Linked DNA regions of Homo sapiens: region 1 is linked to region 2. A link is a loop called in an ENCODE intact Hi-C map of the cell type or tissue named here. Cell type or tissue: mammary epithelial cell. All regions are shown on one strand. Links, peaks and the distances in the headings refer to the core of each region. The heading gives the core; the rest is flanking DNA.

The links. Hi-C counts contacts between places; a loop is a spot of excess contacts. Peaks named below come from ENCODE experiments on the same cell type or tissue, not always from the same donor. Only the 100,000 strongest peaks of a DNase experiment are listed, where the experiment ranks them.
Region 1: a loop joins it to region 2, with 3 times the contacts of the local background. A loop is called at or near these places in 12 of 110 quality-filtered maps.

What each region holds. Positions count from the first base shown.
Region 1 is chr9:27,398,542-27,414,762 of GRCh38, reverse strand. All of the region lies in intron 2 of MOB3B (MOB kinase activator 3B), which reads left to right. Among named protein-coding and RNA genes, the nearest start is that of EQTN, 110 kb to the right of the region's middle. In mammary epithelial cell, for the core only: no CTCF peak of the experiment used is centred there; no DNase peak of the experiment used is centred there; H3K27ac peaks cover 358 bases.
Region 2 is chr9:27,452,124-27,468,344 of GRCh38, reverse strand. MOB3B (MOB kinase activator 3B) reads left to right here. Exons shown (of 4, transcript NM_024761.5): 2 at 12,597-13,212. The coding sequence starts at 12,795. Among named protein-coding and RNA genes, the nearest start is that of IFNK, 64 kb to the left of the region's middle. RefSeq lists an enhancer at 2,595-3,096. In mammary epithelial cell, for the core only: no CTCF peak of the experiment used is centred there; a DNase peak (open chromatin) is centred at 7,574; H3K27ac peaks cover 1,606 bases.

The DNA of each region.
Region 1 (16,221 bases), core at 4,058-12,057, 54 kb after region 2:
GCTGCTTGGAAGGCCTGCATGCATTTGACTTATTGGGGAGGAAAAAACCTCATGACCGTGTCACCTTGTGTTTATGTTGCTGATTTAAGTAGTGAGGCAGCACTTTGAAAACTGCACCACGTGTAACTGGTTCTTTATCACTAAATCCAAGGCCATAGGGAGTATAACCTCAGTAGCAGGAGCCAAGATAAACTGACTTTTGTTCAAGAGTCTGACATTTTAAACCTAATCCTCATATTAGCTGTGCACAGGCAAGAAGTGGGTCTTACTTCATGTGGGGAATCCTCAGGGTCATCCCACTGACCAGCCCTAATTGAATGGAGGCCATGAGTTTCAGAATGGGCTCTCAGCAGCTGCAAACATCTGCAACAGTCTGGTTCAGATGAACGAGCCCCCCGGGTTCACAGCTGCTTGTGTCCACCAAGGCCTTGTGGCTTTAGACAGATGGTTCTGCTCTGAACACTGAAAGATGAATGTGCAGCTTCCCTGCTTGCTGCCAGGAATCATGGCTATTCACAATCATGGTCCAAAGTTCTCTGAAGCCATTTAATCGTATATGTAGAAGTTGGCATTTATTGGCAAGAGTGGGCAAACATCATCTGCTTTGAAAAGCAAGGTTTTCCCTGGGGAAGCAGCCGTCAGAGAGATCACATGTATTCCTCCATCAGAACCCATCCAGATTTATTGAACTAGGCATGATATGGAGATGTTCCAAGATATTTGTTGCTCCTAAGCTAAATGAAAGCTTAAGTCCAGCCAACACATATGTCAGTTTTTAAAATACTTCTCAGATTCCAGCACTCGCCTTCTGTTCATTGAGATACCTCAAAGAAAGCTCTTTGGAAGACTATTTTTAAATAGCCTCAGGAACCAGCTATGGCTTGGTTTTATTAGAGGTCCCCTTTCTTCCCTACACCAAATCTGCTTCTCTTGCAGAGGTCTCTGGCTCACAGTTGTGCTGAGATTTACCCAGTTGCTCAGAAACTTAGAAAAATCCTTAATACTTTCCTCTGTCCCACCCCTACTTTCAACCAATCCTTCAAATCCTATTGCTTTCACTTTCTATTGCATGTTGGATTTCATTTCTCTTCACTGTCATTTCTGTAATCATGTCTCAACTGGAATACTGGAACACCCTCCAATTTTTAGATTCCTAACTTCGCTCTTTCCCCTCTCCAATCCAGTCCCTTCAAAATAGCCGAGAGTAAGTTTTAAAAACAAATCTAGCCACGTACATGTAACTGCTTTATCAGTGGGCATAACTCGTGCAGCAACCAAAATGCAACTTTATTCTTTGTCTCCTGCTATCCCTTTAAAGAACTTATTCAGTGCAGTGGTCCTCCCTTTGTTCTTTGATAAAATTCTTGCCAGTGTGGCTTTTCTAGTCACTCTCAGTTAATAGTCTATGTCACTTTAAGCTCCACAAAAAAAAAAAGTCCCATTTCAGTAACGAGAATGAAATGGAGAATTCACTCCAAAATAATAACCTTCCAAAAATAAGACTCCTCCCTGTCCCTTTGCCCCCGACCTCTCTGCTGTGCTAAGATCTACAATTGGGCTATTTGCCTCAGGGGAATGGAGCCATGGAGATATGGCAGAATTCCTCCTCAGTTCCTCAACTTCCTTCTTCTCCCACTACTGACTGCTATTTTGGGCCCTGCCTGGGTCAAAGCATAGGGTGGGAGCAGGAGACAGAAGATAGGAATGTTAATGTTATTACTTGGCTGGGCAGATTTGCCCTCTCTGGTCCTGTAGATGGCTAAAGCAAATTCTTTAAAGGGTGCCTTTCATTGGAGAATCCATCTAAATGAATGGTCCAGCCTGGTCCCTCAGCGTGGTCCATGTTCCTATCAACTGTGACGTCTCACAGGTAGAGCTGCCATGGGATATATACACCAGTGGAGATGTGAGTAAACCATCAGAGTGTAACTCAGAAGTAGACAGCAATAGGCTATTGACTTAGTGACCAGCTATAATAAGCTAACCCACCACGGTCACTGTTTCTGTTCAAAGCAGGCTGGAGTCGCCTTCATTTTCATCTTGAGATGATGCTGCTTAAACCCCCATCACTGTCTTCTTTCTCTTCCTAACTAGAAATAAGAATGTTTGCTTTATTTTTTATGTATGGCTGTAAATTCAGAAGACTTGCTTTGGGAAAAATGGAACCCAGTGCTTTAATTTAGAAACAAGAAAAGGGAGAGGGAGGGAAGGAGGGAGGAAGGAAAACCAAACAAGAGACTAATAACTATAGAAACAAAAAGAGAATTGACTCCTGGTACTGAGCATTTCCTCATAGCACTGAAGTATAGATAAAGAGTATATTGCATGAATGGGTTGAGTGACAACAATCCTTTTGAATCCGGAAAGGTGGGGGCTTTGCCACAAACAACCCCACCCCCACCCTTTATTAGAAGTCTACTAGGAATCTTTAAGATATTGCTCTGGGGAAGAATCTCCAGGAAAGGAAAGGCACCTGGTTAAGCAGCTCTTCCTGCTCGCATAATTTCTAGTTATCCCTGAATGGGGGTAGGTATGGCTGCCTCTCCTTGATTTTATCTTATTTTTACTTTTTTTTTTTTTTCGTCATAAGGGTAGATTTCTAGAAAAGCCTCAGTTTGTTTTTGTTTTGTTTTGATCACCTTTGCCCCATATTCTCCTTCCACACATTATGTGAATTATTTCGTTTCTCCTTGTTAATGAAACGACCCTAAATAAATGGTTCAGGGTTAATTAACAAGCATCTTCTTTTTTTATCTTAATTAATAGACTATCTTTTTGAGCAGTTTTAGGTTTACAGAAAATGGAGCAGATAGTACAGGGTTCTCACATGCCCCTTCCTCCCACAATTTCCCCTATTATTAGAACCTTGCATTAGTGCAGCACATTTGTTATAATTGGTGAACCAAAATTGATTTGTTATTATTAGCTAAAGTCCATAGTTTACATTAGGGTTGACTCTGTGTTGTGTATAGTTCTATGGGTTTTGGCAAATGTATATTGTCATATATCCCCCAAAACGGTATCATTCAGAATTATTTCACTGCCCTAAAAATCCCCTCTGCTCCACCTGTTCATCTCTCCCATTTTTATGTTTATTTATTTCTTTCTTTGTTTCTTTCCTTGGCATTCCTCACATGTGAGCAAGACTTCTTCTGTCAGTTCATTTAGAAGACGTGGTAGTGCCTCAAATTTTCAGGACACTTTGCCTAATTCTGATGAGACTAGTTAGGAAATATAGACAATTTAAAGGTCTAGAAATAGGCACAGTGTGTGCTCTGATGATGGCTGTCCTGATCCAGCCTCTCTTACCCGTCTATGGCCTCACTCTGGCCTCTGATCTTCACACTGTAATCCCAAGAAATTGGTACAAATCTGCAAGCCCTAGCTGAAACAATTAGATGGCATTGATTCACCTGCTAGATGTTCCTTCTTGGAAATTTGAACCTTGCGTGGGATGAAGAGAGAGCTGGAGTCCTCCTCTGCAATAGTACCCTTCCCTCCAACCCCAGGACTTTCTCAGGTACAGATTTCAGACTGAGAAAACGATGTGCCTTTTCCCTAGAAGAGGTACAGCTACCAGGAAAGAAGCCACTTATTAGGGAAGACCCCATCTGCCATATCTAGGGATACATCATTGTATCAAACCCTGTTATAAACATATTATCCACATTATAAGAATTCTATGCATATATGAACAAGATCATTGCCTCACAGACTCACAGCAGAACCAAGTTTCTGCTAGACTTCCATATTCGCATTCATCATATTGAATCACATATCCACAGATACAATTTTGGACAGCCATTAAAAATCATGTTTTCAAAGAATAGTTAAGACGTGGGGCAATGTTTGCAGTGTAAAGTTAAAAAATAAAGGGATACAAGATTATATGTAGTGTGATTCATATAGCTATATAGAGAGAAAGATAATTCAATCACCAAGTAGATTCCTTCTCATTTTCCAGATTTTCTACAGTGAGCATTATTAATTTTATAATCAGAAAAAAAAAGAATAACTTTCATTTTAAAGAAAGTAACACTGATCTGTGTGGTGACCATTCTGGGGATATGTGTCCAGCCTGAAGACCACCAAGCAGGCCCCTTTTCATTAGCAAGTGTTGTTGGAAATAATGGAGAGGCAAAGCACAGGTCAAAGCATTAACCCTGGAGTGGTCAGCTTGCCTGTGCTTAACTCCAGAAAGATGCAAAATATACATTCATCACAGGAACAACTGAGCTCTTACAAGGAAAGATTTTCCAGAAACTCAAGGAAAAAAAAAAAATCTTTTCTAGGCAATTTCCTAGCTAGGTGCAATTTTCTTATAGGTCTATCTAAAAACTTTTGAACCGGGTGACTCAAATTTGTCAGTTTCCAATATTCCCATGCCATCATCTTCATCAGACTGAATTCATTACACTTGTACTATCCTGACTGTGCATTTAGGAATAAATGACCCCATTGGGTAAAGAATGAGCTGAGGTCTTATTAAAGCTGGCATCTTTATTTCCCTAAATGTCATACTCACTTTGAAATCCACTGATAGAATGAATGGGGGTGTGCTCTGGTTCCCAAGAGCCCTCAATAATTGGCTGCTGACTTCTTGTTCTTGGATCGATTTCTTCTAAGTTCAAACATTTTTTAAAAATTTGTTTCTTTAGTTGTAAAATAAATATAACATAAAACTTACCATTTTCACCATTTTTAAGTGTACAATTCAGTGGCATTAAACACATTCACAGTGTTGTTCAATCATCAATATTATCCATTTCCAGAACTTTTTCATCACTGCAAACTGAAACTCTGCATACATTAAATAATGACTCTTCATCCCCACCCCTCCCTCTCAGCCCCTGATAACCTCTATTCCACTTTCTGTCTCTCTGAATTTTTCTGTTCTAGGCAACTCACATAAAGATAAATCATACAATATTTGTCCTTCTCTGTCTGGCTTATATCACCTAGCATAATGTTTCGACCATGCTGTCATAAGTATATAATTTCCTTTTTAAGGCTAATTAATATTTCATTTTATATATATACCACATTTTGTTTATCCATTTATCTATTGATGGACATTTGGGTTGTTTCTGCCTTTTGGCTATTGTAAGTAATGCTACTAGATGACCATTGAGGTACAAGTGTCTATTTGAGTCCTTGCTTTTCAATTCCTTTGGGTATATACCTAGATGTGGAATTGCCGGAGCATATGATAATTCTATGTTTAACTTTTTGAGGAACTGCCATACTGTTTTCCACAGTGGCTGCACCATTATACATTTCTACCAGCAGTATATGAGGGTTGTGACTTCCCACATCTTTGCCAATACTTGTTATTTTTTTATCTTCTTGATAGTAACCATTCTAATGGTATGAAATGGTATCTCATCATGGTTATGATCAAACATTTTAAAGAAAATCTTTCTGTGTGGCTGTGATCGTCTCTGAATTAAATAGTGTCTAGCTCTGGGGCCAAGCAGCTTTGGGTTTAAACACCAGAAGGAAGTCAGCTCCACAAGGGAAGGAGCTTTAGGCTGTTTTGTGCACCAACATATCCCTGATCCATAGAACAATAACTGGCACGTAGTAAGACATGAATAATATCTGTTGAATGGACGGATTCCAGTCCATCACTTTCTAGCTATGTGACCTAACTTAAGTTCCAGTTTTCTTAACTATGATACGGGAATAAAGACAGTGCCAGCTGCCAAGGTTGTGTGAGGATTATATGCAATACCACCCACAGGGTACTTGTACACTGGTTGGCACATAGTGAGCACTCTGTAAATGGTAGTTGGTATACCTGTTATGACTAAGCAGGAGGCTTTTTATATAGGCTAATACTGAGCCTTGATCTGCAGGAGAGGGGTGAGTTCCTCAAGGCAGGAAGGGTGCCATGGGTTCAGGGATCTGGGGCAGCTTTCATGCTAAGCCAGAGCTTTGTAGCAGGAAGGAAGGGGAAATACTGCAAAATCCATTAAGCTCAGAGCTCCCCAGAGCAAGTGTATTCCCTGGCAATAACGCTGGGGGGCCAGAGGCGGGAGAGGAGAACCAGGAGTTATGTTCTCCATCAGCCCAACCACCAGGACCTTAAGCAGAATAGGCACAGTGAGGTTACAGCATGAGGGCCACTCAGTGAGGATTAATGCCCAGTGATTGATGGTAGGTCCTGTAGCTACAGCTACTGCATTCTTTCAAGATGCAAAATAATGCACTGGGAAAATGTAGCTTCATGTAACCAAATGTTAGTGGAATGCTAATGTCCCAGGTCCAAGAGGAAGCCAACTGAAGGAAGTCAAAGTTATGGATTTCCCCCTTTGCTCACATGTTGGTAGAAAATACGTGCCCCATCTCAGTGCAGAAATATAGATTCATGGGAACTCAGACAGGCTGAAGATTAAGTCTAATGAATGGATGCTAGATAGTGTCAAGCAGATTTTTCTGAGGAAGCGGAAATTTTTACTTTCACTCCCAATTTCCCTGCTTCATCAACTCCACAGAGCTTGCTGAGTGTTTCAGACGTGGTACATGCATCCTTCCAGTAGCTGAGTCACCTCTATTGTATTTAAACCATGCAGCTTTCATGGGGTAAAAAGTCAACAGATTTTACTCTGCTCATCACATTATTTCGGAGGCACATGGTTTGTTGTGAGCCTTCTGTGTCAGCCTCGGCCAGAGATTAGGAGGAGGCCCTGGGGCATCAGTGAGCCATTGATGTCCCAAGCATCGGGCTCAGTGGCCAGAAACAGTCTCTGGAGATAGAAAGGCCTGTGAGGATTCAGTGGAGATACCAGCTAGGGCAGGTAGGACCAGGTCTCAGGTCCCCAGTATCTGAGGTGTGATGGATTATCAAAGAATGCAGAGCCCAAGTTTTAGGATCAGAGCCAAAAATGGGGGAAAAAACTGAAGGAAAGAAATCGAGAGGAAGCAATATTAGGAGCAAATAGACCTCCCAAGGATTCTACTGTCTTGCCAGAGACAACACTGGGAAGCCTCTCTCCACCTTCCCAGTGCCCAGATAGCCTCTCCTTCATAAGCCTGGGAGTTTCTGGTTTCATTTTCTGCAGAAGAGATAAGAATGACCAGTTTCCTTGGAGCAGAAGGAAGTCTGCATGGGTGGGGAAGCTGGCCTGGTGGAAGCCCAGGACTTCCTTTCCTACCTTATCACCACTGCTTCTCCAAGAAGAGAGGAAGGAAGGCCAGTACTCTGGGCCCTCCTGCCCACCATAAAATCAAGCTCTCCATGCCCCAGGGGTTCATGCTCTGGCCTGAATCCATGCAGACTACTGGAATTCCATCAAGCAGTGAGTGTGAAAGATTTTCTCCACACTTCTGAGTGAGTTGCTTCCTCTCCCTTTGATGGAAGACTCAAACCCTCTTTATAACTAAATAAAACCCATAATTATAATTCTGTGGTAACACTTCTGTAAACAGTAGCTTGAGATGAAAAGAACAGCTCCAGAATCACAAGAAATGGCAGCATCCACAGCCACGTCTGGGAATGGTTCCCTGATGTTGTGCTCTAAACATTTTTTCTAAACTCAGATGGTAAATGCAGGATGCTTCAGTCTTTCCTAGACCTCTTAGGTTACACAGAGTGGGGCTGAAATCTTACTCAAGAAATCTTTGGGCCGGGCGTGGTAGTTCATGCCTGTAATCCCAGCACTTTGGGAGGCTGAGGCAGGTGAATCACGAGGTCAGGAGTTCAAGACCAACCTGGCCAACATGGTGAAACCCCGTCGCTAATAATAATACAAAAATTAGCCAGGCATGGTGGCAGCTGCCTGTAATTCCAGCTACTCAGGAGGCTGAGGCAGGAGAATTGCTTGAATCCAAAAGGTGGAGGTTGCAGTGAGCCGAGATCATGCCATTGCACTCCAGCCAGCACAACAAGAGCAAAATCCATCTAAAAAAAAAAAAGAAAAAAAGAAATCTTGGCCAGACCAATGTCCTTGAGCATTTCCCCAGTGTTTTCTTCAAGTAGTTTTATAGCTTCAGGTCTTCGATTAAGTCTTTAATCCATTTTGATTTGATTTTTGTATGTGATGAAAAGAGAGAGAGATCTAGTTTCATTCTTTTGCATATGGATATCTAGTCTTCCCAGCACTATTTACTAAGAAGACTGTCCTTCCCAATGTATGTTCTTGGCACCTTTGTTGAAAATGGGATGACTGTAAATGCATAAATTTACTTTTGGATTATCTATTCTGTTGCATTGGTCTATGTGTCTGTTTTTATGCCAATATCATGCTGTTTTAATTACTGTAGCTTTGTAGCATAATTTGAAGTCAGTGTAATGTGATGCCTCTGGCTTTGTTCTTTTTGCCCAGGATTGCTTCGGCTATTCCAGGTTTTGTGGTTCTGTATACATTTAAGGATTATTTTTTTCTTTTTCTATGAAGAACATTACTGGTGTTATGACAGGGATTGCATTGTAGCTATTGTAAATGGGATTACTTTCTTGGTTTCTTTTTCAGGTTGTTCACTGTTGGCATACAAAAATGATACTGATTTTTCTATGTTGATTTTGTATTCTGCAACTTTACTGAATTTCTTCATCAATTCTAATAGTTTTTTGGTGGAGTCATTAGGTTTTCTAAATATAAGATCATAGCATCTGCACACAAGGCTAGTTTGACTTCATTGTTTTCTGATTTAGATGCCCTTTATTTCTTTCCCTTGTCTAATTGTTCTGGCTAGGACTTCCAGTACTCTGTTGAGTAAAAGTGATGAAAGTAGGCATTCTTGTCTTGTTCCAAATCTTAGATAAAAACTTTAGTTTTTCCTAGTTCGATATGATTCTAGCTATGGGTATGTTATATATGGCTTTTATCATGTTGAGGTATGTTCCTTCTATACTCAGGTTTTGAGAGTTTTTATCATGAATCAATGTTGAATTTCATTGAACGCTTTTCTGGCATCAGTTGAAATGATCATTTGGTTTTTGTCCTTCATTCTATTGGTATGATGTATCACATGTATTGATTTGCATATGTTGAATTATCCTTGCCTTGTTGAACTCAGTTTGCTAGTATTTTGTTGAGGATTTTTGCATCTGTGTTCATCAAAGATGTTGGCCTATAGTTTTCTTTTTTTGTTGTGTCTTTGTCTGGTTTTGGTATTAGGGTAAGACCTCAAAAATACAGGCAACTAAAGCAAAAATGGAAAAATGGTATCAGATCAAGCTAAAAAGCTTCTGCACAACAAAGGAAGGAACCAAGAAAATGAAGAGACAGCCCACAGAATGGAAGAAAGTATTTGCACACTACCTATCTGAGAAGGGATTAATAACCAAAATATATAAGGAGCTCAAACAACTCAATTTTAAAAACCTAAATAATCCCATTTAAAAAATGGACAGGTTGGGCGTGGTGGCTCACACCTGTAATCTCAGCACTTTGGGAGGCCAAGGCAGGCTGATCATGAGGTCAGGATTTCAAGACCAGACTAGCCAATATGGTGAAGCCCTGTCTCTACTAAAAATACAAAAACTAACCGGGCATGGTGGCATATGCCTGTAATCCCAGCTACTCAGGAGGCTGAGGCAGGAGAATTGCTTGAACTCCGGAGGCAGAGGTTGCAGTGAGCCGAGATCGCACCACTGCACTCCAGCCTGGGCGACAGAGCAAGACTCTGTCTCAAAAAAAAAAAAAAAAAAAAAAAAAAAAAAAAGACAAAGGTTCTGAATAGATATTTCTCAAAAGAAGACATACAAATGGCTAACAGGTACATGAAAATATGTTCAACATCATTAATAAGCAGAGAAATGCAAACTAAAACTGCAATGAGATATCCTGTCACCCCAATTAAAATGGCTTTTATCCAAAAGAAAGGCAATAATTAAGGCTGGTGAGGATGTGGAGAAAAGGGAACCCCATACACTGTTGGTGGGAATGTAAATTAATATAGCCACTATGGAGAACAGTACAGAAGTTCCTCAAAGAACTAAAAATAAAACTACCACATGATTCAGCAATCCCATTGCTGAGTATATATCCAAAAGAAGGGAAATCAGTATTTGCACCCCCATCTTTATTGAACCACTGTTCACAATAGCCAAGATATGGAGTCAACCTAAGATGAGTTATAAAGAAAATGTGGTTTAATTAGCCAGGCATAGTGGATCACGCCTGTAAATCCAGCACTTTGGGAGGCCAAGGCGGGTGGATCACCTGAGGTCAGGAGTTCAAGACCAACCTGGCCAACATGGCAAAACCCCATCTCTACTAAAAGCGCAAAAATTAGCCAGGCGTGGTGGTGCATGCCTGTAATGCCAGCTACTCGGGAAGCCAAGGCAGGAGAATCGCTTGAACTTTGCAGTTCAAGAGGTTGTAGTGAGCTGAGATCGCACCATTGCACTCCAGCCTGGTGACAGAACGAGACTCTGTCTCAAAAAAAAAAAAAAAAAAAAAAAAAAAGAAAGAAAGAAGGAAAGAAAGAAAGAAAGAAAATGTGGTTTATATGCACAATGGAATATTATTCAGCCATATAAAAGAATGAAATCCTGTCATTTACAACAGCATAGATGGAGGAAATTATGTTAAGTGAAATAAGCCAAGCACAGAAAGATAAATAGCACATGTTCTCGTTAATATGTGGGAACCAAAAAGAAAAAAAAAGGGTAGTCATGGAGATAGAGAATAGAATGATGGTTACCCAGATGGAGGAAAGTATAATAGGGAGGGGGAGATAAAGCGAGGAGGGTTAATGGGTACAAAAATACAGTTAGATATGAGGAGTGAGTTCTAGTGTTAGCACAATAGAGCGACTATAGTTAACAATAATTTAGCATGTATTTCAAAATAACTAAAAGAGTGGAATTTGAATATTCTTAACACAACAGAAATGATATATTCTTGAGTTGATGGATACCCCTATTACTCTTATGTGATCATTACACATTGTATGCTTGTATCAGAATATCACATGTGCCCCATAAATGTGTACAACTATTATGTATCCATAACAATTAAAAATTTAATAAAGAGGCCAGGCATAATGGCTCACACCTGTAATCCCAGCACTTTGGGAGGCCGAGGCGGGTGGATCACAAGGTCAGGAGTTCAGGACCAGCCTGGCCAGCATGGTGAAACCCTGTCTCTTCTAAACATACAAAAATTAACTGGGTTCGCTTCAACCTGGGAGGTGGAGGTTGCAGTGAGCTGAGATTGCACCATTGCGCTCTAGCCTGGGCAGCAGGGTAAGACCCTGTCTCTTAAAAAAAAAAAAAAAAAAAAAAAAAAAAAAAATTAGTAAAGAGCCAGACCAAGCATTAAGCAGTTTAGGAGATAGAGATAACTTTAGTGTGTTTCTCTTTGGGATCTTAACAACTTTTTCCTTTTCCCTTCTCCCTATATGTGCATATTTGTGGTTCCTGAAGCTTAAATAATTTAAAGTAACTGACTTTCTCCTAAGTGTAACTATGTTCTACCTTTCATACTTTGTTTCTCCTTATTTGTTGTCAAAAGCAGAGAGAACATTCTCCTCCCCTAAATGTGACTTCAATCTAAAATCCAGAGATATAAACTGGCCATTACTTGAAATGTTAAAGACATATGTATGGCTAGGTTAAGTCTTCCTTTCTTCACTTTAGTTCTTTTTTCTGTCTTCTTGATCAATCCAGCCCAGGATCTTTCCTGCTTTCCTAGTGGTCATCAGAGCCAGTGGTCATCAGAGCCAGATACCAAACTTTTTTTTTTCGGTCCATGACTAGTCTCCCTTTTAACCTGCTTCCCTGTTGGGAAGGTTGAATGTTTGGTGAGAGATGCAGGGAGTCAACTTAGCAGGCTCTTAGGACAAAAATTGTGTTAAGGAGCATGAGCCATATACAGTACCATGGGAGGGTCTCCAACAGCTAAAGGCTCATCGCACAATTGCAAGCTGTTGGCTGTCTCTGAGCAGACAAAAGCCAGCAGACTTCTGGAAGCTACACATTACAACCCTAAATTTTCCTGGCTTGGCAGGCTGCAGTTCAGCACTTTGCCTCTCTCACTTTCCTGGGAGGCCCACGGGGCCAAGTGAACCCTGATAGTGTCCACACAACACCAAAGGGCCTGCTGGAAACATGAAAATGAAGGCAGTCCCCATTTGGTGTTTTGTGATAGCAATTACCAAAAACAAGTTTCATAGCAATTTTTGTTAACTTAGTGGTCTCATTAGACTTTCTGTATATGGACTTGAAATTTATTCATTCATTTACTTGCTCACTCATTCTTTCCTTTAATAGACATTTATCGTGTTCCTATTGTACACCAGGCAATGAGATAAAGGACTGTATTGTCTATAATTGTCCCCAGATGTAGGCAGTACAGAAGAGGTATCTTTGTCATCATCATTATCCACATTAATTCATTCAAAAAATACAGATAGAACACCTTCTATCTGTGAAGTGCTGTGCCGGGCATTGTGTGGGAATCAAGATAGACCGAGTCCAGGCTCTCATGGAGCTTGCATTTTAATGATAGAAACATATAAATACACAACTATAATAAAGGTCCTCTGATCGGGGGAGCATATAACATTATGACCTGCCTAATTTTTAACTTCATGTGGTTCAACCAAATGTTTACCGTTTATTGACTATTCCTCATATGCCAGACACAGGAATATGTGCTTTATAAGTGTTACAGTTAACATTCCCAAGAACTCTGCAAAGTTGACTTTATTATTTCCATTTTATAGATGAAGAAACTGACACAGAGAAGTTAGGTGTATTTCCCTTGGTCACAAGTGCTAAATGGCAGAACTCAGTTTATTTGACTCTAAGGTTCTGTGCTGTATTCTCTACAGGACAGAAATATCTGCACATTATGCGCTAGGCTGTTGGAAGAGACCAGAAAAAAACTAGTAGAGCATAATACCCACCTAGTATGTGGAGTAATGGATGAAATGAAGTTTAGCTCCCAAAATTGTTGTGGTTACTCATGTTTCAAAATCTGATTTCAGATAGGAGACAGATCAGTATGTTTGCCATAAGTTTCTAACCTTTGCTTACCTGTATGTTTTTCTTTTGCTTTCCTTGCTTTGAAGTTCTTTAATGATTTTATTTCCTCATTACTTTATTAAGAAGATTTAACTTTTGATTTCTAGATGTGCTCCATTAGGTACCTTGGATGTTAGCAGATCAGAAGACTGCCACAGCCACCAGGGATGAAGGGTGAGGCAGAAATGTACTTGTAGGGCAAGTTTTTTAAGGGGTAATATACCTGTGGAGTTGTCAGTACTGCCTTTGACCTGTTTCAGATCATCTATCTTTGCTCACAGACCCAGATGAGGGTGCCTTTGTCTGTGTGATCCCACCTGTCGTTGACACAGGTCCCACCTCCGTGGACCAGGGTGGACACTGACTTGAGACAGTCACGTGACTTGTATGTCACCCAAAAGGAGCCCTGGGCCACCTACAGCCCCTCTTTCAGGACTTTTGCACTAAGATCCAGAGGGAAGTTGTTAGTCGTGAGCCATTGAATCGAAAAGTCACAGGGTCCAGGCTGAGGGTGCCAGCTGGGGCTCATCTATGTGTCAAATGAGGAGGGAGTGAAGTCTCACAGAATGTGAAACAGAAGGGAATGGCTCCAGGGAGTAGAGTGAGGCAGAGAAGGCAGACCGCGTGGCCCATGCTGGAAAGGAGCACCCGGCCCCTGCTCTTCAGTTCCCTGGCCCGGTTCCATTGCTGGGCTTCACCTTCTGCTCTTGGGTGCCATATTCTATCACTGTAAAGCCCCTGTTGCCTTCCGTAGCTTGAACTGGTTTCTGGTCCTTGTCATGGACAGATCAAAACACAAGTTCTCAAGCAGATAAAATAATTTGTATCACAACTAAATGGAAATGAGGAACCTTGTGATGTCCTACTTATGGGTCTCAGATACTTTTGCCTTCTCCACAGAAGCCTAAGCTAGATATTTAATATTCTCTCCTTGAAGAAATGCTAAAAGAAGGACTAGAAAGCATCTAAGAAAAACTGCCCCCTTTGAGTGATTGTCTTAAACATTTAATGTAACACTAGAAGAACCATCATAAAAGGCCAGTGGCCATCCCTTTCATGTACGTTAATGGACCTTCTCTAAGTAGGACTTTGTGCTAGATATAGGTAGATAAAAGTGAGTGATGTCACACCTGTTCTTGAAGTGTTCACAGTCTAGACAAATAAATCACCACATAATGTAGGAACTACTAGAGTAGAAATATACAAATGTTCCTCTGAGAAGGGAATGATTCATTTCAATTTCACCTGAGGACATTAGGGAAGGCTTTACCTAGGTGATTTTTGAGCTGAGTCTTGAAAGGTAACTGTGTGCCTGGCAGTTTGGGAAGGAAGGAGGGAGGCAGGCCCTCCAGGCAAAGGGAACAGGATGTGCACAGCTAGGCGGGCATAAAACAGCCTGTTGAGCTCATGGAACTGAGAGGAGGTCACCGCAATGGGGAAAAGTGGGTGCATTGGGTGAATGGCAGGAATAAGGGTAGGTTGAGGCCAGGTTTTGGAGAGCTGTATCTACAATTAACAATACAATCAATAATTACTGTAAGTATTATTATTCTCTGTCACAGACAAAGTAAGTTATTTATATCTATCATTCTCATTTGTCAAGGAACTGTGTTGTGGACAATGTCCAAACAATATAAAGGCTTTAAAAACACTTTTTGGGAATGAGGATTCTGAGAGCAGTTTGCAGGAGAGACTGATGTAAGGGGCAGTGAAGAGCAGAGAGGACAGGCAGGAGGCAGCTGTAATTTCCAGGGGAGAAGTAAGTACCTGATTTAAGGCAGGGGCTGTGGGATCGAAAGGAGCAGTTGGGCTTGAGATTACACTTCTGAGGGATTCATATTTAGATATGTGGAGAGAATGAAAAAGAACTTCGAGCCGGGTTTGAAGGTCTTCCTCCAGGAATGGAGTCAGTAGTGATAGCACTCACTGAGCTATGTGGCACAGGATTAGGCACGTGTAGGAAGATACGATCTCATTTGGGGACATATTAAATTTGAGATGCTAATACATTTTCAAGATAGAGAAGATCTCTTGGCAGTCAGGGAAAGGAGTCTGAGGCTTGGAAAAGAGGTTAAGATTGAATATACAAATTTGGGAGTTTATATCACTCTGTCCTTCAGATTAGCGGATGGGTTCAGAGACGTGCACAAGACAGTTTTCAAGATTTGTATTAATGGAAGGGTCTCCAGACCCCATCAGTGAAGGTCCACCTGGGTGTCTGAAATACTCTAAAACAGTTGTTCAGCAACTTGCCTCTCAGCCAAGTTCCTGGAGCTCTAACCTTCTCCCCAGTGCTTTCTGTTCCCTAACAGGGCAACCAGGTGGGAATGAGCTGAGTACAGGATGCTCACTGGCCCCAAAGCCATAATGGTCTGAAATTTGGCTTTTGCATTTCCACCTGCCCTTGTGTGCTTCGTCGTCTCCTCTCTTGTACTGCCCAGTGTGGCACAGGTATGCCATCTCTTTTATTTAATAGCCTATTTGCAGTTTCAGATGAGGCATAGCCTTCCTCCTGTGATTAATTCAGGGCCCCACTGGGAAGTGGGATAAGGCACCTGCCTCTTTTGCTGGAGGGTATTTTGAGAGCTCTATAAATTTGCATCTTGAGTTTATGAAAGAGAGAGATAGGGAAGAATGGAATGTCATTCATGCATGATAATAGTAGATCTCATGTGGGCTTGGTTTCCTCAGAGTTTTCCTCACTTAACTAAGAATAATTTATTTGACCTCCACTTGGGGACTCAATATTTTAAATATTTGAAAGAGTCTGTTTCCCACCCCCCTGCCCCCAGAACTCAGGTTGACTGCTAAAAAATTGCCATTTTGCAGATTAAAAAAAAAGTAGCCACCCATCAGCAATTGCATATAGTTTCAGCCTACTAGCAACTAGAGATGGGGATGCCTAGGTGAAGGTGACAAATTGTATATACCTTTTGAGTAATTTGCCACAACAGTCCCTGGTATCTCTCTTAGTAAATTCAGATTATACGTGACTTTTAAAAGGTATCACAGTATTTGATTATATGTAACTATTTATAGAAATACTTGGTGGTATTACATGGTCAGTATTTCTGCGTCACAGTGGTTTCTGCATCCCTGACATGGGTTCCACACTCACCCAGTCTCTGGTAGGTGGTACATGCACTGCTTGCTTTTCTACTCAGCTCTTTAAGTCTCAATCATGACTTCCAAATTAGCTCATGTAGTGATCCTGGTTTGAGATTCTCCATGAAGAGGGAATG
Region 2 (16,221 bases), core at 3,524-11,523:
AGACAGTAGCCACATACAGGGGCATGGGACTGTCAGGCCTAAAGCTCACTGTCAATTGTGGAGGATTCAGAAGCACTTCATAGATGATGGGGGACTCTGTTCTGAGCAGTCTGTCTCTGTGTGTCTGCCACTGAGCAGTAACTGGTACAAATGCACCCTATGACTAGGTTTTCTTTCTTAGCTGAGAAATCTCTTGAGAAGGCTATGCATTTCTGGTGTGTAGACAGACTTTCTGCAGATGAGTAAGTTATGTCTTAAACAGAGTTCTTGTTGAACTAATGTCACGAAGAGTCTCTGCTAACAAAAACAGCTAACTTTGCATAGCCAAGCCACTCTGCACAACTTAACAATGTTAGTTCTCCAATAGAGCCCTAATAAACAAGTCACACCACTCTTCCCTATGTGGCTTCAAAGAAGTTGATAGTAACAATACAACAACAAAAACAAAAATCAACTTTGTTTCTTATGGAAGCCAGACTGTTAACCAATGGGCCTGTTAACTCTAAACTCTGGATTTGCCCACCCTTTCCCATGTAGCACTGGTGAGAGCAGACCAATTCCATTCATAAAGGCAGAAAGCTGGGGAAGCAGCAGGTAGCACACTTGAAAGCAGGCACTTCGCAGGAGGAAAAAAGGTCAGGCTGAGCCAGCTGAGCATGTGCGGTTTGCCAACTAAGTGAATCCATCCCTCCACTTGCCCTGGGGCGATGTTAGTAAAAGGACATAGAGAGGATAGTAGGATGCATAGGGAAAATTCTTCCTCATCCAAACCACGAGTGGGGAAATGGTGCTTCCCTCTGAGGTGCCTCAAGATTTTACACTTTTTGAGGGTCATGTGCTTAGGTCTTGTGGGGAAGAAGTCAAAGAAAGAGCACATTATGGTTGGGACTCCTATTGATCATCACACCACCTGAAATCTGATCATAGGAGAAATCCAGATTAATAAATTTAACACTTGACATTTACCTATCTTTACTTATATTATCTCACTTATCCCCAAAACCCACTGTGATATTGGTATTAGCACCCTAACAACAAAGAAAGAAATTAAAGCACAAAGAGAAAGCATTTAGCCCACAAGGGTAACTGGTCAAGGGGCAGAGTCTGGACTCAGACCTGCATCTTTCTGGCTCTAAAGGTAGACCTCTTTTCAGTCTTTGAGGAGGATACATGGTTTGCAATTACATGTCTGACTCAATTTCATTTCAAACTTTTTTTTTAACTTGTTATTGGCATGTTTGAGAGAATAGAGTGGGTAGAATCATTAATTATTTGTCTCAATTTTATCTCAGGGTTACCTGCTTTGTGTACCTGTTTTTCATGTAGAAAAATGAGAAATCATCTAGCTAGATGGTTGTCTGTTCTCTCTTGAGAGTTTCTAGAAATGCAGACTTAATCCTTCTGGCAGGATCTCTGGATTCTGATAACAGGAATGATAACAGGAATGATATGGTTTGGCTGTGTCCCCACCCAAATCTCAACTTGAATTTTATCTCCCAAAATTCCCACATATTGTAGGACGGACCCAAGGGGAGATAATTGAATCATAAGGGCCGGTCTTTCCCGTGCTATTCTTGTGATAGTGAATAAGTCTCACGAGATCTGATGGGTTTATCAGGGGTTTCTGCTTTTGCTTCTTCCTCATTTTCTCTTGCTGCTGCCGTATAAGAAGTGCCTTCTGCCTCCCACTATGATTCTGAGGCCTCCCCAACCATGTGGAACTCTAAGTCCAATTAAACCCCTTTTTTCTTCCCAGTTTTGGGTATGTTTTTATCAGCAGCATGAAAATGGACAAATATAGTAAATTGGTACCAGTAGAGTGAGGCGTTGCTGAAAAGATACCCGAAAATGTGGAAGTGACTTTGGAACTGGGTAACAGGCAGAGGTTGGAACAATGTGAAGGGTTCAGAAGACAGGAAAATGTGGGAAAGTTTGGAACCTCCTAAAGACTTGTTGAATGGCTTTGACAAAAATGCTGATAGTGATGTGAACAATAAGGTCCAGGCTGAAGTGGTCTCAGATGGAGATGAGGAACTTGTTGGGAACTGGAGCAAAGGTGACTCTTGTTATATTTTAGCAAAGAGACTGGTGGCCCTAGAGATTTGTGGAACTTTGAACTTGAGAGAGATGATTTAGGGTAACTGGCGGAAGAAATTTCTAAGCAGCAAAGCTTTCAGAAGGTAACTTGGGTGCTGTTAAATGCATTCTGTTTTAAAAGAGAAACAGAGCGTAAAAGTTCAGAAAATTTGCAGCCTGACGATGCAGTAGAAAAGAAAAACCCATTTTTTGAGGAGAAATTCAAGTCGGCTGCATAAGGAGCAAGGAGCCTAATGTTAATCCCTAAGACCATGGGGAAAATGTCTCCAGGCCATGTCAGAGATCTTCATGGCTGCCCCACCCATCACAGGCCCAGAGGCCCAGCAGGAAAAAGTGGTTTTGTGGGCCGGTCCCAGGATCCCCGTGCTGTATGCAGCCTAGGAACTTGGTGCCCTGTGTCCCAGCCATTCCAGCTGTGGCCGAAAGGGCCAACGTAGAGCTCAGGGTGTGGCTTCAGAGGGTGGAAGCCCCAGGCCTTGGCAGTTTCCACGTGGTGTTGAGCCTGTGGGTGCACAGAAGTCAAGAATTGAGGTTTGGAAACCTCCCCCTAGATTTCAGAAGATGTGTGGACATGCCTGGATACCCAGGCAAAAGTTTGCTGCAGGGGCGGGACCCTCATGGAGAACCTCCGCTAGGGCAGTGCAGAAGGGAAATGTGGGGTTGGAGCCCCCACACAGAGTCCCTACTGGGGCACTGCTTGGTGGAGCTGTAAGAAGAGGGCCATCGTCTTCCAGACCCCAGAATGGTAGATCCACTGACAGCTTGCACTGTGCACCTGGAAAAGCCACACACACTTAATGCCAGCCCATGAAAGCAGCCAGCAGGGAGGCTGTACCCTGCAAAGCCACAGGGGTGGAGCTTCCCAAAATAATGGGAACCCACTTCTTGCAGCAGCATGACCTGGATGTCAGACCTGGAGTCAAAGGAGATCATTTTGGAGCTTTAAAATTTGACTGCCCTGCTGGATTTCGGACTTGCATGGGCCCTGTAACCCCTTTGTTTTGGCCAATTTCTCCCATTTGGAACAGCTGTATTTACCCAATACCTGTACGCACATTGTGTCTAGGAATTAACTAGCTTGCTGTTGACTTTGCAGGCTTATAGGTGGAAGGGACTTGCCTTGTCTCAGATGAGACTTTGGACTATGGACTTTTGGGTTAATGCTGAAATGAGTTAAGACTTTGGGTGACTGTTGGGAAGGCATGATTGGTTTTGAAATGTGAGGTCGTGAGATTTGGAGGGGCCAGGGGCAGAATGATATGGTTTGGCTGTGTCCCCACCCAAATCTCAACTTGAATTATATCTCCCAGAGTTCTCACATGCTATGGCAGGGACCCAGGGGGAGATAATTGAATCATGGGGGCCAGTCTTTCCCATGCTATTCTCGTGATAGTGAATAAGTCTCACGAGATCTGATGGGTTTATCAGGGGTCTCTTTTTTTGCTTCTTCCTCATTTTTCTCTTGCTGCTGCCATGTAAGAAGTGTCTTCCACCTCCCGCCATGATTCTGAGGCCTCCCCAGCCATGTGGAACTGTAAGTCCAATTAAACCTCTTTTTGTTCCCATTTTCAGGTATGTCTTTATCAGCAGCATGAAAATGAGCTAATATAAAAAATAACTTTTTAAACAGTTTAGAAAGTCATTTCTGTTATCAGAATACAGAGGTTGTAACTGGATTATAACCAGGAATGTAATGTGTTAAATGTAGAGTATTTATATGCTATTCTGAAAAGTGTTTGAGGGATTAGTGGGAGGGCATGGTGGATATAATTTGCCCAAATTCATGAAATAAGCCATATTGCATTAGATTTATTATATGCAAAAAAATACTGGAACTCCCTCAAAATATTAGGGTAAGTGTGTTATAAATGTTGGGGAATATTGTTAACTCATTATCAAATCACTGAGGTTAATATTATTTCTTTTTGCCTGAGAATTAGAAGTCCACCCAAATTAAGCAAGAATGAAGCATTTTCTTTCTTTCTTTCCTCCTATGCAGGGCTTCCATTGCCACCGTGCCCCCCACCCCTACCACCTCCTGCCTATTTCTTATTCGTAAACACACATTTGCATTGAACTGAATCATTTTCTGTTTCTCACATCATTTCTTGATATTAAGTCAAAAGTCATAGTTTCTTTTATCAGTCACTATGTCAATAACCATATAATTGTTTTCCATTTGTGAAGCACTTTCACTGGCAATATCTCTTCTAATTTTCACAGTAACCTTACAATAAAGGTAAGCACCATTAACCGTTATCCTTATTATTTTTTTCTTTTTTCTTTTTTTTGAGACAGGGTCTCATGCTGCTGCCCAGGCTGGAGCACGGTGGTGCAATCATGGCTCACTGCAGTCTGGACATCCCCAGGCTCAGGTGATCCTCCCACCTCAGCCTCCCAAGTAGCTGGGACTACAGGCGTGTCCCACTGGGCTAATTTTTGTATTTTTTGTAGAGATGAGGTTTTGCCATGTTGCCTAGGCTGGTCTCGAACTCCTGGGCTCAAGCAATCAGCCTGGCTCAGCTTCCCAAAGTGTTAGGATTACAGACGTGAGTCACTGTGCCCAGCCACCATCATCTTTAAAGAAGACAAAACTGAGATTCATAAAAAGTGTCTGTTCAAAGACATAGCCAGCTAAAGTCATTGCCAGAATTTGAATCCAGGTCTTTTGAATCTAGACCGCGAAGTTTCCAGAAATAGATCTCTTCTGGAGTGGCACATGACAATGTACATAGGGCTAGGTCTCTGTTTCTCCCATTTCCTCCCTGACCCCCTTAGGTGTACCCCAGAACTTCCTCTGTTTTGTTTTTTTTCTTTAACTACCCAACTGTCTAAAGAGGCACTTTTAAGTAGGTGGTAAGAGGTTTGGAGTCAGCTTGGCTACTTACTGGTTCTGTGATCAGGATATAGCTTCAATCTCACTGTGTCTCAGTTTCCTTAAGCGTAAATTAGGTATAATAATAATAATACCTATTCATAAGGTTGTGAAAACTAAAATAAATAGGAAGTCCTTAATAAATACCATTGTTAATATTATATAATTAGAATTTTAGGCATCCTAAGATAGATTCTAGGTGACTGGTCTCTCAAGAATCTGACTCTCTAGTAAAACTTGTATCATAATATGATTCAAATGATGAACATGATGATAGCAACAACCACTATACTATATTCAGTACTTGCTAATGCTAAGTGTTTTACGTAAACTGTTTGAATTCTTGCAGCAACCCTGCAAAAGCTGTGTGCTGTTAGCCACTGGGCTTTAGTGCCTCTTAATCTTGCCTGCTCTTGGTGTTAATTTTACCTATCCCCTGTCAAACTTAAACTTATGATCTTTTGAAAATTCAAACTGTATTTTCGAATTTCCAGTCTTCTTGCCCATTTTGTGTTCTCCACCTTCCTGCAAAGATCTTTTGCAATGGTTCCAGATGTCATACATAAGTTCTCATGGTGCTAGGGCTAGAAATTTTTCAGACTTTGAGACTCAAGTTCACTTAGTGGCTAAGAGTAAACAAGTCTGTTGTCAGTTACAGGATCCAACTTCCTTGAATTTGAACCTTTTTCCTTTAAGACTTTTCCAAGAAAGGATTGACATACGCTGTTTCAAAGAAAAAGAAAGGGTAACTGACAATGACCTTTATCCCAGTATCCACTGAAGGTTCAGAGTGATATCATATCAGCTGATATACACCCATGCTTTATAAAGTAAAAATACTTATCTCAATATCCGTTCAAGGTTCAGAGTGACATCATATCAGCTGATATACACTCATGCTTTAAAAAGTAAAAATACTTACATTTTTTACCTGCCTTAATTTTTTATTTCAGCTATAACTTAAGCTTTATCTGTAGTTCTCATCCCATCCCCCATTCTTCTACCCTCACCTGACTTAGATATTGTTTTTTTCAATTCACGTGTCTTTCTTTAAGCCACAAAAATGAATATTTTCCAGCTAGTCTAAATATCTGGAAATAATATACCAAATCTCTCACTGACTTAGAGAAGTTTCTCTTTCTTTTAAAAAAAATCAGTATAATCAGTAGGATGTCATTATAAGATTTATAATCTTTATAAGATTAAATAGGTCATCTGAGCTTTTATCCTGTAATAATTTTACTTTACTATTTATTTTTACAACTGCAGTAAGATTGGATCAACCCTGCCCAAGGTTTGACCAAAAGGTCTTCATCTTTGTCATTGTTGGGAATCTAAGCTAGTTGGTACTGGTGTCCAGAAGGAACATTATTCTCTTTATTTCAGAAAACATTTTTTAAAACTCTGTCTTTTGTTCCATGGACTGTCAGTAGGTAATGTTTCAAACCATACCAAACAAATCCCACTCTTTTCTTTTACTCTTTCCATTCTTTCTCACCACTAAGTGTCCTCTTCTGAATGATGATGAATCATTATAGGTTTTTGCTGAAAACACCTGTGCATTCATCTATTGTAGCTGTTGCTGCTGCTACAGTGTATAAGGTTACAGGTAATGCTTTCATTTTGGCACTATTTACTTACACATTTGATGCTAGAATGTCTGCACTGATGACCAAAACAATAAGCCTGTGAAACAGCAAGAATGCAATTCAAACGACCATTGAAGAGCTAGAAGATGAGCAGAATAGTCCTGTGACAGACTTCTGTACGGTTACACCTATTTGTACTAACTTCATCTGTGTTCAGAAATAATGTGAGCATTCTAAGCTCTGAAACCATGCATATCTTTGAAGATTAAAATGAGGCAGCAAGGTTTCTCCCAACTAATGTAACAAAATGCAGTGATATGACAGCTCAAAGTTGAGGAGTTGAATTCGTTGGGGAAAAAAATAGCAAAGCTGCTTCTCAGGCAGGAATCTCTTCCATTCTGGGGTTGTCCTGTGGGCAAAGATGGCACCTACTAAGTAGGCATAAGGTAAACAGTGCATAAGGGCTGATGGAATTGCATCTTAGGCACATCCTTTATTGGATCCTGGAAAGGTCAGACGATGTTCATTTTATGATACACACATACATACACCCCTCTAAAATAAAAACCCAATCTACTTTAATTCAATATTTGGGAAGTGGGAGGACGATTCCAAGGACTATTCCAGCTATAAAGAGAACAATATAGTGGGAAAATGAGAAATCAGACTGGTCATTCTTTGATTCTGAAGAGGTGGAATTTCAGATAACACAGAGGAATGGAGCAGCTCATTTGAAAGAAAAGTTGAGCTGAAGTCTTGTCCTTTCAGGAGGCAGACTTGTTACTTCAGGGTATCCCAGCGGCCTCAGTGAGTTGGCAGTGAGCTTACAGATTGACATAGAGTCCCCAAATAACTGAAGACAGGAGATCCACTTTGGTTCCTCTTTTGTGGTTTCACTGTGATGTAAAATGTTCGTAATTCACTGTCATTTACTCATTCATTCAGCAAACATTCAGTTAAGTCAGCTCTGTGCCTGGCAATGAAGATGACACTAAACCTCCTTCATGCGGGGTGTTTCTGGGGCATTTCTCTTATGGCCTTCCTATAGGAAATGAATCATCCTGGCAGCTGATCCTGCCAGGAGGAGTCCTCCACCTCACAGATAAGATATTGAACTGCCTTTCCTGCAACTGGTATCAGCTTCAGTCCCTCTCCTTTCCTAACCCCCTCACCCTTCAGTACCACCAAGGTCTCTTAGAGGTGGGCCTGGCTAGAGAAGATGGATCTCTCAGGAGTGACTGGGAGAGTTGTTTTATTTCTTCCTTATCCCTGGCAAGGACTCTTTGATTTCTCAACTAATGAGGCAAAAGACATCAATAGGAAAAGAAAAATTAGAACTTTCCTTGCCAGTGCGTTGCTTAGCTACCTTGTCAACATTCCCTTGCAGCCCAGCCGAATTCTCTCTGCATGTTTTTATAGTGCACATGTTTTATTGTTATAATTGATCTATTAGGCAGAAAATATGGAGAGCACATGGAACTTCTGTCAGTTTTGTGCTATTTATTTAGATTTCTGTTTTTCTCTTTCCAAAGACCTCACCCTTTATTGTCCTGTTTCATCCCTGACCTAAGTAATACTCTGAAGGAGTCACATCAGTATGCATGTTGGTGCATTGAACTTTATAGTATTAAAAGCAAAAGTCAATAACTAACCTCAAAACTACATACCAAATTGTGAATTCTTCATAGACAGGGACCACATTTTTATGAACTCTATGTCCTTAGTGCCTAGCCCTGTGTCTGACACATAAAAAGCTTTTAGTAAATGTTTATTGATCAAATGAACCATTGGTTTCAAATATTTATTAACAACCAGAATTGTCATGGGTGCAGTTCATGACATAGAATTTACTTTCCATTTCTACTTAGAAGGAAAACTTTATGACTTTTTTTTTTTTTTTTTTTTTTGGAGACTGAAACAGGACAGAAAATAACCACTGTGTTGTTGCTAGTGCTACAGTTTATTCAGCCAAAGAAACCTTTCTGCTTGAGGCCGCAATAGCAGCAGCTGCCCTCTACCTGGCATTTATGAAAAGGTATTCACTGGAGACCTCCTAGGTGCTGGGTGCTGGGCTATACAAGTCAGTCCAGATCAAAAGACCTGGTCATTGTCACCATCTGTCAAGGCGATTGTATTCAAAACAGTATCTCTCATTTTTTTTTCTCGAACATACCCACACTCAACTGAAGACTGTTTATGAAACAATCTGTTGACAAAACAATAAATGGAAGTTTGTTTATTCATTCCTTTACTCAGCCAGGCAGGCAGCCCTCCAACCCAGCACTTCTCAGATCATATACTTTTGAGATTTTGTTAAAATGCACACTTAGATCTACCAGGTTTGGGGTGAAGCCTGAGAGTCTACATTTCTAACAAGATCACTTAGTTAGATCAGGCCTTGATGCTTTGAGTGTCATCCATGGACCAGTAGATTCAGTACCACCTGGGAGACTGTTAGACCAGCCTAATCAGAACCTGCATTTTAACAAGATCCCTGAGTTCACATTGGCTAAGCACTGTTCTAACTATTTGATTAGCCCACAGCATAAATTATGGGCAGGGGTCCCAAGGGGGCTCTGGGCTGGGAAAGTAAGTCCAGGTGCATTTACAGTTCCCTTTTTAATTTCAAAACTCTCAGGTACCTGCGCCAATATGGCATCTCACACTCAGGAAAAGACACAGATGGGTGCCTCTTTGTTCTGTCGTTCAGTGGCATGATACATCTGTTATTATCCATCCTGGATTGCCATTGTCTTTAAACATGGGGGGGGGCCTACCTGATCAACCTATTTCTTCTTAAGAAAGCTTCATTTTAGATTCAAAAGTTTGACCTAAAGAGACAGCCTCATGTCTGACCATGTCAGAATCATTTACAAATTTGAATCAAGCACTAGGAGATCTGAGTCTCTGTTTCCTTGTCTGTAAAATGGAGATAATACCACCTGTCCTTCCAGTTCAAGAGACTGGTATCAGGCCAGAGCGGGAGGATTGCTTGAGGTCAGGAGTTCAAGACCAGCCTAGGCAACAAAGTGAGACCATGTCTCTACAAAATACAAGATAAAATACTTAGCCAGGCATTGTGGCATGCACCTACGGTCCCTGGTACTTAGAAGGCTGAGACAGGAGGATCGTTTGAACCTGGGAGGTCGAGGCTGCAGTGAGCCATGATCACACCACACCACTCCAGCAGTGGCATGATCATGGCTCACTGCAGCCTCGACCTCCCAGGTTCAGGTGATCTTCCTGTCTCAAAAAAAAAAAAAAAACATATCTTCAAATTTGTTATATGAGTATCTCTAGAAGAAAAATTCCCAAATTTCCAACAGTGTTTTAATATTTATTTAAATATTTGCGAGTGCCAGTCCACGCAAGGCTTTATGATGAGGAGGATTTGTTGTGATTATTCGGTGTTATTCACATGCTCCCGTCAGAGGTGTCAGAGGGGTTTGTTGATGGCATCCACAAGAGCCTGGCACAGGTGCGGAGGAAGGTTTCCACAATGGTGTCCATGCAAGCAGACACTCCTGGCTGAGGGAAAACAGAAGGATTAGTGGCACCAAGGGTATGTATGGCCATGAAAGAAAGTTGCTCTGAGGACTGTGGGCATTGATGGTACCCTCATTATCAGATTAATAGAAGAGCAAGTCTCATTTGTTCAAGACATGAGGGGGCAGCTGTTTGGTGGTTACTGTTTTACTGTCAGCAATTAAGCATTTGAGACATAGAAGGACTATTGTCTGTTTTTTTAAAAAACAAGTCCTCACCACCCTTTCTCTGTATTTCCAACCTTCAGCTCATTCTTTTATTTTGGAAATTTCCTTCTAAAACCCTCAGGTTTCTTAAGCCTGTTTTCAGGCAAGCTAAGTCTCTTTTAGGAAGGTATTCTTTAGGAAAAGAGATCACTCCATTCTTTCCCTAGACTTTGCAGAGTTTCTGTGTTGATATCCTTACAGGTGCTATTCCAGGGTACCCAGAAGTGTGATTTCACAGACTGTCTCAGGCAGAAAGTTTCATGTGACCTGCTTTTCCACATGGATCTCTTTGGTGGGGAGTGGGTCAAAGGTCAATGTCCTGTGAATAGGAAAAAAAAAACCCACCTTGCGGATATGGCATTTCAGTGAAAACCTGTTAGGAAGAGGGTGGGGTTAAGAGGGAGGAAGTGAGCAGGCAGAGAGCCAGAGGCCTTGGGACTGGGGGTGGGGCGGGGATTCCACCGCCTGGTTAGCAATTCTGAGCGAAGAGCAGAGTTGATAAGGGGGAATCAGGATGTCTTAGGTATATTGGCCTCAATAACTTAAGGTTGAAAGTACCATCAAGCCCTGTTTGAGTGTGGAATGGCAGAACCCCTTACAGGCAGGGAAAAAACAGTTAGTGGGATCATGCTCCAAGCCCATTTTAACAGATTCCGTGTTGGGCTCTTCTGAATCTGGCCACAGCTGTTGGCTCATTTTGTTGGGGCTTGACCTATGAGTGGATCAGTTATCTCCTCTCTATTTCAAGGCCACGGAACATAGCCTTCACCTCCGACCAATCTATACAGCAGTCTTTGGGGAATATGTGGATAGAAGCTTTGGGGAAAACAAGCTTTGTAAACCAGTAGGAAAGACAAGTCGAAGTCCATTACTTTTGGGAATATATGGCCATGTAGAGAAAGCATTTGCTAGGAGTCAACAAACTGGATTTCAATCTAACAGCATGCTCCAGCTAGCTATGGGATCTTGTTAGGCAAGTAATTGTATCTCTTGGAGACCCAGGAAGAATGATACCCACTATAAATCTATTAGACCTATTATAAATCTATAAACCTCAGCAGATTTTCGTGAGGATCAACAAGTTAGTGGAGAAGAGGGCATCGAAGACTTCAGAGCTGTGCCATCCAGTGTGGTAGCTGTGAGCACCTATTTAAGTTTAAATTCATTAAAATTAAATAAAATGTAGAATTCTGTTCCTCAGTCACATTAGCCACATTTCAAATGCTCAATAGCCACATGTGGCTAGTGTGTACCATATTCAACACCATAGATATAACACATTTGCATTATCACGGAAACAGAAAGTTCTATTGGACAGTTCTGCCTCAAAGTGCTGTCTAAAGTGTGAGATGAAGGGTATAAAGGACGGCACATTGGAAGGTGACAAATACTGTCATAGTTAGGAATGTTTGGCAAGAAACAGAACCAACTCAAGTTAGCTGAAATACAGTAAGGCTTTGACTAATTCAGGAAATGTGAATGGATCCCAAAAGGCATGAAGCATAGCTAGGCTTCAAAAGGAATTGGAACCAGTTTCTAGAAGATTATCAGGATTAGTTCTTCTCACTGTCTCTCTTTTTCTCTTGTCTTCCTCTCTCTGTGGCCACTTAGGCTCTTGTCTCTGTTTCTCTGTGTATTGGCAGCCACCTTCTCCACCTTCTCCTTTTCCTCCTCTTCCTCCGTGGCTCTGCAGACCAGCTTTCTCAACTGCACTACACACGGTCCAAGCAAGATTCAACCAGACCCAGTTTTCATCACTTCTCACCCAATGCCACATCACTAATGCCCAACCAAGGCTGAGTCCTGATTCCAAATTCCCAGGAGAGACATTCTTATTAGCCAGCTTGGTGTGATAGCCACCCCTTTTCCATCATCTGTATCTAGAAGGATGGGGGAAGTGTCCCCATGCCTACTTAATAGGAGTTGTTGGGGGGTGGGGCTCTAAAAGCTAGCACACGTGGGATAGGATCAGGCCATTGATCAACATGTTCATCCTTAACACCTTGGAAAGGTCCACTAAGCCTATGATCACACAAAGAAGAGCCAGTAGAGATTTGACAAAGGCCATGAACAAAACAAGTGTGATGCCTTTTCTTCTTTAGTTATTTGCATGGTTTGCATCAACAGTACAGAGTCACAGGGCAGTGGCTTAACCCCCATGCCCATATACCTGGATGGAGAGTGGGCACAGCCAAGAACACAAGGTGGAAATCAGGTTGAAGACTGTCATTTTTTAAAGGCGAACTGGGCACTCATGTGTTCCCTTTTCTCTTCTACCTTTAGGAAAGAACATGAGGTTCCCTTGGAAATCATTCAAGAGGAAGATGGAAGGGGCTGTTTAGAAGAGCTTAAAAGCTACAGGCTGTAAGACTGGGGCCTGAGTGCTGGCAGTGGAAAACACTGTTGGGCTGTGATCTCTCCCTGAAAAGTTCCAGGTGCCTTTTCGCTTCCTGCAAAAGAAAGGAAGCGAAAGAGAAGACCATGTCCATAGCCCTGAAGCAGGTATTCAACAAGGACAAGACCTTCCGACCCAAGAGGAAATTTGAACCTGGCACACAGAGGTTTGAGCTGCACAAACGGGCTCAGGCATCCCTCAACTCGGGTGTGGACCTGAAGGCGGCTGTGCAGTTGCCCAGTGGGGAGGACCAGAATGACTGGGTGGCAGTACATGTGGTGGACTTCTTCAATCGGATCAACCTCATCTATGGCACCATCTGTGAGTTCTGCACCGAGCGGACCTGTCCTGTGATGTCAGGGGGCCCCAAATATGAGTATCGGTGGCAGGATGATCTCAAGTATAAGAAGCCAACAGCGCTGCCAGCTCCCCAGTACATGAACCTTCTTATGGATTGGATTGAGGTTCAGATCAACAACGAGGAAATATTTCCAACATGCGTGGGTAAGTTCATTACCAGCTCTCAGTTTTTTTGTCACCTGCACAATCTTCACTATGAAAATTTGCAGACTGCCTTTGAATGCTAGGTAGCACCCATGCATTAATCCCATCACTCACATACCTGTAGTGAGTGATATATAAGAGCCTCATTGAAATGAAAAAAAAAACTTTATGGACCACTTACATTTATTTTGTGGACTCCAGTGGTACACATACCACATGCTGGGGAACACTGACTTGGTGAAATATTAGGTGTGATTGTGTTGGCTTTCTTAGGACTAGATGTCAGACTCACTCACTTATCTTGATAAGATTATTATTTTTTGGTTAACTGACTAAAGTTACATGGACTCTGATGCAGTTACTGGTATTTATATCTGAGGATTAAGAAATTCCAGTGTGAGAATTCATAGATTTGTTTGGGGATCAAACAAACTGGGGGTTCAAATTCTGAGGAGAAAGAGATCCTGAAATTCTCCTCCCTCTTCTAATCATAGGTTGTTAATTCCAGGCTGTGCTGTTTACTTTAACCCTTGCGTATCTTCTGGATACACTGGGACACTTGAAATGCAAATTAGTTTGTTTGCTTTGTGCTACAGGCTAAAACACTTCAAAAGGAAGGACCAGTCAGTCTTCTCTGCCTCTTACATTTCTTCATGATGCTGGTCATTAGATTTTTCCATGCACTTTCAGACTGAATTTAGAATTTAGTGTTTTATGCCGTAGGCTGAATAGGAATCCGCAATCTCCTATGTCCACTGTTGTAGCTCCAGTGCCTAACATAATGCCCTGCCACCTTGTAGACACTCAGGAAATATTTGTGGAATGATGGAATAAATACTTGTGCTATTAGAAAGTATGATTTAAAAGCCCTGAGATGGTTGGAGTACAAAAAACGTATTTGAAACACACTGTTGAAATCACCTCTAGATTGGGGTAGGATGTGTCCCCACATAGCACCTGGAAAGTTGAGAAGGGCGTGTATGGAAGTAATTAAGTTTATACCAGAAAAAAAATGTATACATTGATTGACGCAGTATGTACATCTTGAAATATTCGGCACACAAACCAGTTTGTCAGGATCTTGGTGTTGCTTTGGCTTGTCCAGTTCCCTCATACTTCTCTCTCTCCTACCCCTTCTTAACAGGAAGGAGGTAGGTTGTATGTCAGGGCAAATCCCCCAGTTCACAGCATAGGAGGAAGAAGGCAGGTTTCAAAAACTCCCCTGGGCATAATATTAAGCACCTCAGAGTGGTGGAAATTTCTTAGGTTCATGTCTTTTGCACTTTTCATTGACTGTCATAGGCTACTTTTGGAGCTGGAAGGATTTTTTCTTTTCCAGAAGCCTTACTAGCAACTGCCAGTGCTCTATGCTGAACATGTAATAGCAATAAAGATAAATAAATGTAGGCAAGGATACCTCCTCTTTGTCCTTCCCCCTGTGTCTTCACCTGTATGCTTTGAATTCTGCATACTCCTGTTCTCTCTGCAACTGTGGCTACCACAGAGAGTACTGACCAGAAGTCATAGTACAAAGCCATGGTGTGTTACTTGAGAGAGAGGAAGTTTCTGGCTGTCTGGCTGGAAAACAGGACATCATAGGTGGTTTTGGGCTTTGCTTGGAAGAAATTAATGGATGCCTCTATGGATGCCTCTATATCCCCCAGGGTAACCGACTTTGCTTTATTTTTCTAGACATTTTCTTAGTCATTCAGTATGCTTAGGGAACGTGCTTACCTGGTCAGAATCCTCTGTTTCAGCTCTACCCCATCTAGCCTCCATTGCATACTTGTATTTTGAGAGATCGTAAAGATTTCTTCCCCCAAGGAAAAATAAGTTTGGGAAATGCTGAGTGAAATTGATTTCTTTACCACAGGACTTTTAATATGCCAATGTGCATTATGAATTTCCAAGAAAAGAATAGTATGTGGTGGTTCCTTATTTGACACTGGTACCTTTTTTTTTAAATTAATGAAAGACCATTAGCATCTTTTGGAAAACGTTAAGCTGTATATATTACAGTTGTCAAACTTTTGTTTATATCAGAATTATTTGGGCCTTCTGTTCAAAACGCAAATTCCTTGAACCTCTCTTCCCCATTAACAACTAAATCAGAATCTCTTAGGTGAGACCTAAAAGCCTGCACTTTTTAGAAAGGAAAACTGTAGTCACCACATTGTATAATTTATCTCTTGAATTTACGCTTTCTATCTAACTGAAGTTTTGTATTTTTTGACCAACATCTCCCTAACGCCCTCTCTATACCTCCAGCTTCTGGTAATCACCATTCTAACTCTCTACTTCTATGAGTTCAACAATCAACATTTTAAGATTCCAAATATCAGAGAAACTATGCAGTATTTGTTATTCTGTGCCAGGCATATTTCACTTAACCTATGTTCTCCAGGTTCATTCATGTCACAAATGACAGGATTTCCTTATTTTTTAAGGCTGAATAGTATTCCATTGTGTATATATACCACATTTTCTTTATTCATTCATATACCTGTTAGCCATTTGTATGACTTCTTTTGAGAAATATGTCAGATCCTTTGCCCATTTTTAAATTATGTATTTTCTTTCAATTGAGTTATTTGAGTTCTTTATGAACCTGTACTTTTAATAAGCATCTTCTGTTTATTGTAACCACTCAGAATTTTTCATTCCCCCAGAAGTGGTTTGTTTCTTACCACTCTGGTTTTATTCATGTTTTTCTCTCCTTCTGTAATCACTCACTTCTCTGTCTAGTGAATTCTCATGTATCCTTTGAGGTTCAGCTCAGATACCATGTCCTCTGTGAAGGCTTTCATCCATTAGAATACCAGCTCTTTAAATTATGCAATATGTCTAATTCATCTGACTATCACCCACTAACTCTAGTCCTGGTAACTTTCAAGTTATTGGATGGATGGATGGATGGATGGATGGACGGGTGGGTGGATGGATGTTTGGATGGAAAAATAATCTTTATAAAGGCCCAGCACATGGATGATTCTGGTGATCAGAGCAAAG